Regions from separate parts of the Mus musculus genome. Here region 2 is linked to region 1. Evidence: chromatin contacts called from ENCODE POLR2A ChIA-PET data. All regions are on one chromosome and are shown on one strand. Each heading gives the region's core, a stretch centred on a gene start or an enhancer-like site at or near the end of the contact. The rest is flanking DNA. Distances are from core to core; before and after follow the strand shown.

Region 1 (3,360 bases), core at 528-3,027:
ATGTGGGAAGGGTGGAAAAGTTGTTCCCACAATGCAACCGGGCTCTCATTCTGCATCCCACGGGAATCCATCTCTCACAATGACAATGTGTGATCACACATGTCCTAAATGTGATCTGCAATGTAGGCATTACCCCTCCCCATACCTGGCACAGCGCGCACAGGGGCCTTGGGCAGACCGATCCAAGTTCAAGACATGGTCAGCTCCCCTCCGGGAGTTCTGAAGTTGCCGTCCCAGCTCCTCCAGAATGGGTTTTACTGGGCCCAGTGCCTCCAGTTCACTCCTCAGTGAGGCGACAGACACTGCTGACCTCTCCACCCTGAGGCAGGAGAGCAACCAATGTGGATAACTTGCAATATTCAGTATTATCCCAGCACCGGAAAGTCCTCCTCTTAATACTATAGACCTGCACGGCCTGGCTTGGATGGGTCTGTCTAACTCCACTGGGGATAGAAGCCAGAGCTTCTGCTAGGCAAATGCCGAGCCAAGCTCCCATTCCCTACGGGTGGATCTCAAGCAGGGACTCAGCTTCAAAGCTAAGCCCTTAACCCATAGCAGGGGTTGAGCCACACTGCCAGCCTCTCACTGGGTCACTTAGCCCACTGCTCAAGCCTTTTCCCTCAAGGATCCACCCTCCGATTACTTCTTTCCCATGGAGCCCACATCCCTTCAGCACCTGCTGAGCCCTTACATAGTGCACAACTCATCTGCTCGTCCTCGCAGCTCCTGCAAGCCCCTTGCGGACTGTGCCTGTTCCCGCTGCGCCCGCTCCCACTGGCCCAGGAAGCCATCCAGACGGCCGCCAAGGCCTCCCAGCAACCTCAGGGCCTCCTGCACTGCCCCCTCCTCCTGATGCCACCGGGCTGCCAGCGAGGACACCTCCCTCCTGCGAGGATCAGAAGGGAAGAAAGGGTTGGGTATAAGAGTTGACTATGCATGCTATCGTCGACCTCGCCCCAAATAGATCACCAACATTTTTTTCTTTACTTTTTTTGTTTTGGGTTTTTTTTTTTCTTTTCTTTTCTTTCTTTCTTTCTTTCTTTTTTTTTTTTTTTTTTTTTTTTTTTTTTTTTTTTTTGAGACAGGGTTTCTCTGTGTAGCCTTGGCTGTCCTGGAACTCACTCTGTAGACCAGGCTGACCTCGAACTCAGAAATTCACCTGCCTCTGCCTCCCAAGTGGGACCCACCTGGCCTTGTTTTGGTTTTTAAGACAGGGTCTGTTGCCGGTTGGTGGTGAGTGACACCTTTAATCCTAGCACTTGGGAGGCAGAGGCAGGCAGACCTCTGTGAGTTTGAGGGCCAGCCTGATCTACAGAGTGAGTTCCAGGACAGCCAGGGCTGCACAGATAAATCCTGTCTCGAAAACAAACAAAAAAGACATTCTTGTTTATTGTAGTCCAGGTTGTGCTGGCATTCTCTTTGTAGACTAGGCTGGCATCGAACTCACAAAGATCCTTCAGCCTCTGTCTCCCAGTGCTGGTATTAAAAGAATGCACCACTTTGCGTCCCCCACCCCACCTCTTTTCCTTTTTTGAGTGTACGAAGTTAGCCCGGTACCACCTATGCTATCACCCAATCCTCATCTAGGTTCTGCTTCTGTGCTCACACGTTTAGCTCCCCTAAGCCCCGCCCACATCAAGCTCTTCCAATTCTCATCCACCACTACCCCTCAAGGATTTACTCTGTCCGGTCCACCCAACCGCAAACAAACCCCGCCCACGCAGGCTCCAAGCTCCTCCTAGCTCCCGCCCTTTGTTCCACCTACGGCCTGATCCACCAATTTCCTTCAGTCCCGCCCACCTCAGCTCCTCCAGGCCGGTGGAGACCTTCTGCAACTCCTGCTCGCTCAGCGAGGGTCCCTCCCCTGTGCGGACTGCCATGCCCCAGCCACTGGAGGACAGGCCTCGCTGCCGCGGGGGTTCCTCGGGGCTGCCAGGAGGACCCGAGCAGCCCTGAATGGGAGTGGCAGGGCTCAGACCATGTCGGGAGAGGCCAGCCTCCAGTTTTTGCTCCAACTCCTGCAACTCGGCCTCCTGTCTCCGGGGCGTCTCATCCTGCAGTTGCTGCTGGAGGTATCTTAGCTTCTCCTGAGCAAGGGAGGGCAACGAATCAAGGTGTTCGGCACCTTACCACCTGCAGCTAACTACACCCCATGGATCCCCGAGATTGCAAAGTAGTGTAGAGAGAGGATAGTTGGGAAGTACGCGTGCAGTGTAACTGAACTCCTGCTTGTCTTTAGGAGAGGAGATAACATTTACTCTAAACTCTGTAGTGGCAGGCAACCTATCACTCCCTTCTCCTGCCCTGCCTGCCTAAAATCAGCCCCTGCCTCTTAGGGACCGCGACAAGCTTTCTCGGCGTTCCGTTGGAAAGTGAGCTAGCAGCAAGTCTTCATTCTAGACTAGACCCGGCCTACCCAGTCGTTTCAGGCTACACCCTTGAATAACTAAGCTTCCTCAGGCTCCACCCTGGTCCCACCCAGCGAGCCCTTTTGGCTCCTCCCGTGGGATGGGCCCCTCCTTCCCCTGAGAGCCAACTCCTTCAGCCAGGTCCCAAACCCTCCTCAGTTCACTGAAGGCTCTGGAGCCTCTACACCCCTGTCCTTGTCCACCATAGCTCCTCCAACCTCCATCCCGAGACTCCACCCAAACTTCTCACTAGTTTGGGACCCTCCACACCCTCGTACCTCCAGCAAGGCAGAGTTCTGCTTCAGGACATTGGTTTTGATTTCAGCGTCTTCCACTGAACGGGTCACCTTGCGGCAGTTCTCCTGGGTCAGGACATCAGGGCGGGGGCCCTGCCTTCCCATTCCGGTTCTGCCCCCCACCTTCAGCCTCTTTTTTTGCATCGCACCTGCCCTATGTAGGACGCACCCACTTCCCAACCAAGCTTCCTTCCTAACCAAGCCCGTACTGCAGTACCCCTTTGACCATCCCGCTTCTCCTGTGCTCTTTTTGTTTTAAATTTAAAAATTCAATAGATTTTTTTTTTTTTTGAAAACGTCTTATGAGCCGGGAGGTGATGGTGGCGGCGGCCGCGGCGCGCATGCCTTTAATCCCAGCACTTGGGAGGCAGACGCAGGCGGATTTATGAATTTGAGACCAGCCTGGTCTCCAGAGTTAGTTCCAGGACAGCCAGGGTTATAAAGAGAAACCCTGTCTTGAAAAAAAAAATCTTATATGAATGGGTATTTTGCCTGTGTATATGAATATACATATGTATATGTGCAACAGCGCAGGCAGTGCCCATGAAGGCCAGAAGAGAGTGACATTTTTTGATAGCCACGAGAGGGTCTCATGTACCCCGGTTTCCAAGTCGTTATATAGCTGAAAAGAATCTTGTACTTCCAAGTTCTGAGAT
Region 2 (3,163 bases), core at 514-3,013, 140 kb after region 1:
GGTTGAGTTTAGAGATCACCACCAGAGCCATCTCAAAGCAGCTCCAGCCCTGACCTTGACTTTCAATACTCCTGTCTTAGCCTCCTAAGTAGGTGAGATATCAAGCCTGGCCTCTGGACTTTTTCTTTTTAAAACACATTGAGGCCAGTCAGTATGACCCTGAACTCATGATTTCTTTTCTCCCATCTCCCAAATCCTGAGAATACAGGCAAGTCAAGCCCAATCCATGTGGTGCTTGGACAGAGACTAAGGTTCTGGTGTTAAAAACAGACGAGCATTCTTGAGCTCTATCTCCAACCATTCAGTCTCTCAGCTGCTACAAATATGACACACTGACTGACTTTCACATGGAATGCCAGCCATGTACATGAACATGGGGTAGAAAACAGGGTTCACGCATCATCCCCGGTGAAGGACAAGAGGGACTCTTTTACTAAATGGAATATAAATGTCCTATTTTGGACAGGATCAAGAAATAATTATCTAGTGGGGTCAGCAAGAGAGCAAGGACTGCAAGAAAGTCAGAGCAAGGGCAAAACCTTAGAGGTCGGCAGGGATGGCTGGAAACAGAAACCTTGGAGGTGGGACACACAGAACGATCATATGGCTAAGAATCTGGGGTAGGGAGAGTAAAAGAGGTGAAGTCAGGGTTTTTTTCTAAAAGAAAATACAATGACTGAGCAGTGGGTAAAGGCTGCCAAATAGTTTGACCCGAGTTCCGTCCCTGGGACTCACATGGTCAGAGAACCAACTCCTGCTAGCTCTCCTCTGACCACCACAATAAATGTTAAAACAAAACAAACAAAAATATGTTGAAGAGTCTCGTGGTTAGGACTTCGTGGCCTACTTTCCATAGCTGATATATCTGTGCGCGTATACAGCGCTCTACAAGTACTTGGGAAGCGTTATCTCGCGGTTGCTGCCTGGAACTCCTCTATGAAGCCTAAGCTAGCTTGCGCCATTCGGCGATGGGCTTAACCCACGAGGTCTCGGGTGGCAAATTCGTGAAGCAGGGAGAGAGAACGAGACGAGCTGGTTTCGGGTGTGAAAGACACATCGGATCTGACCGATTCAGGAGACCGAGCCCGGGCCCCCAGCCTGAAGCAGAGAGTGGAGGGTCAGGGCGACATGGCGGGCCCGGGGTCGCCACCGCCCCGTCGGGGCCGCGCGAGGGCGGGGCGCGGAGGGATCCAGGCAAGCCCGCGCTGCGCCGCCCCCGGTATATTTGTCCCCAGGCCCCGGGGCCGCCTCATTTTCAACCCTCTCAGCACAGTCTCCCTTAACGCTCCCGCCACGCCGCCTCCGCCCGCGCAATGGCTCTGTAGCCGCGACCCCGTCGTGTCCCCCGCCCCCGTCTCCGCGCTCACCGCGCCTTCACTCTCCGCTCACACCGTCTCTTCAGCCGAGGCCGCCGCCGCCGTTGCCTCCTCGCCTTTTCGCCGCCATGGAGTGAGTAACCGCTCGCCCCTCCCTCGCCAACTGCCTTTCCCGCCCTTTCAGAGCTCGCGGGGCTTCACGGGTCAGCCTCGTGGTGGGGGCGGGGGAGACGAAGTGAGGAACCACGGTCGCGCAGGCGCAGAAGAGGGAAGCTGGCGGCCGGCGCATCCGCTGAGCAAGCGCACTAGGCTCGAGTTGCGAGGGGCGGGGAGGAGGAGGGCGTGCTTCCGGAGAATTTGGGGGCTTTTAAGGTCGGCTCGCGCGCCGTTGCGCCTGCGCGCTAATTCACAGACCCTCTGCCCCTTTTCCTCCAAGGAGACAACCCCACAACCTGTTGCGCATGCGCATTGTCTTATTCCCCCACCCCCCCACCCCTCCACCCCCGGCCTGAACTACGGCGGGCGGCCGGTCATTGGCTAAACACGCGCACTGGTCCCCCAGGAGGGTAGTGGCGTAACAATGGATCGGGTCCTGGGACTGAGCTTGCGCCTCGTCGCTAGTCGAGCCAGCAGCGAGGAAGGGTGGGGTTTTGCTTGAGGCTCCGACTCAGGCCCAACTTCCCTCCAATCAGACACCTGCTGGGGCGGGGACTGGCTTAAACTGACAGGAAAGGCTTTAGGAACACCTTTAAGAAAGAGTTAGCACTAGCACTACAGGGGCGGGGCCTCTAGGGACTTGCTAGTGGGGGACGGGAACTGACTGTGACAGACAGAAGGGTGGGCGGAGCTTCCCGTAGAATCTTTAGAAGTCACCAAAATTTTTAAGGGAAGAGCGGGATCTGTGTGTGTGACACTGATGAAGGGCCCAGGCATGCAGAATTATTCTGGGAACCCCTGTGGATTAAAGGGGGTATAGTCTAATGATGCGGAAGGGGCACGGCTAGAAGGAAATTCCCTTGGGATTGAAATTTTTATGAAGAGGAATAAGATGAGGTGGGTAGGAGGGACTAGAGGTAATTCCCCTGGGAAAACACTAGGTTTCTGTGTTGAGGGAGGAGATGGGGCAGGGGAGTTTCCAATAATGTCCCTGGGAATGTGTGGAGCGCTGAAATTTTCGGAAAGAAGGAAACTGTGTAGCCTGTGGGTCAAGCCGCTTTGACTCAATCCCACCCACGTCCCCTTGTCCTCACAGGTCCTCCACCTTCGCCTTGGTGCCTGTCTTCACCCAGCTGAACAATCTTCCACGCTGCCTCCCAATTGTTGGTGCAGCCTCCATTGCCGTCGCTGCCCTGTGCCTGTGTCACAGCCATGTCACTCCTGGCGACCCTGGGACTGGAGCTGGACAGGGCCCTGCTCCCAGCTAGCGGGCTGGGCTGGCTCGTAGACTATGGGAAACTCCCCCTGGCCCCTGCCCCCCTGGGCCCCTATGAGGTCCTTGGGGGTGCCCTGGAGGGCGGGCTTCCAGGGGGGGGAGAGCCCCTGGCAGGTAAGAACAGGTTAAGAAGAGAGGTGGGTTGAGCTGGGGGTGGGGGTGGACAGAAAAGGAAGAATTTATTCCTTCACAAGATCAGTACTGAGGGCCTGCAGTGTGCCCAACACTGTTCTAGGTCTGCAGGGTTCCGAGCAAGGGATCCCTAAGCTCATGGGTGCATCAGGAGACAGAAGTGGGAGACCAAAGCTTAGTGGACAGTGATGAAAGACATAGTTGAGAAGTCAGCCCCTCTAAGTAGATGACATCTGAACTGAGGGCTGAGGGATGGGGAGAAGGAGCCATGATAAGGTGGAAG

The links. ChIA-PET counts read pairs that join two places held with the same protein, here RNA polymerase II (POLR2A).
Region 2: POLR2A ChIA-PET joins it to region 1 with 72 read pairs in embryonic stem cell. The contact joins the promoter of Nup62 here to the enhancer-like site in region 1. POLR2A ChIA-PET finds 5 or more read pairs at or near these places in 4 of 5 experiments (Patski and embryonic stem cell).

What each region holds. Positions count from the first base shown.
Region 1 is chr7:44,951,273-44,954,632 of GRCm38, reverse strand. It overlaps Tsks (testis-specific serine kinase substrate), which reads right to left. Exons shown (of 11, transcript NM_011651.2): 5 at 2,687-2,797; 6 at 1,801-2,087; 7 at 692-886; 8 at 146-319. Among named protein-coding and RNA genes, the nearest start is that of Tsks, 9.7 kb to the right of the region's middle. Within about 2 kb of position 1,777, at least 1 of the 3 ENCODE cell types and tissues checked has a DNase peak (open chromatin) inside an H3K27ac peak, as active enhancers do.
Region 2 is chr7:44,814,688-44,817,850 of GRCm38, reverse strand. It overlaps Nup62 (nucleoporin 62), which reads right to left and starts at 1,763. Exons shown (of 2, transcript NM_053074.2): 1 at 1,368-1,763. It overlaps Atf5 (activating transcription factor 5), which reads left to right and starts at 2,193. Exons shown (of 3, transcript NM_030693.2): 1 at 2,193-2,369; 2 at 2,569-2,862. The coding sequence starts at 2,685. It overlaps Il4i1b (interleukin 4 induced 1B), which reads right to left and starts at 1,481. Exons shown (of 9, transcript NM_001171024.1): 1 at 1,368-1,481.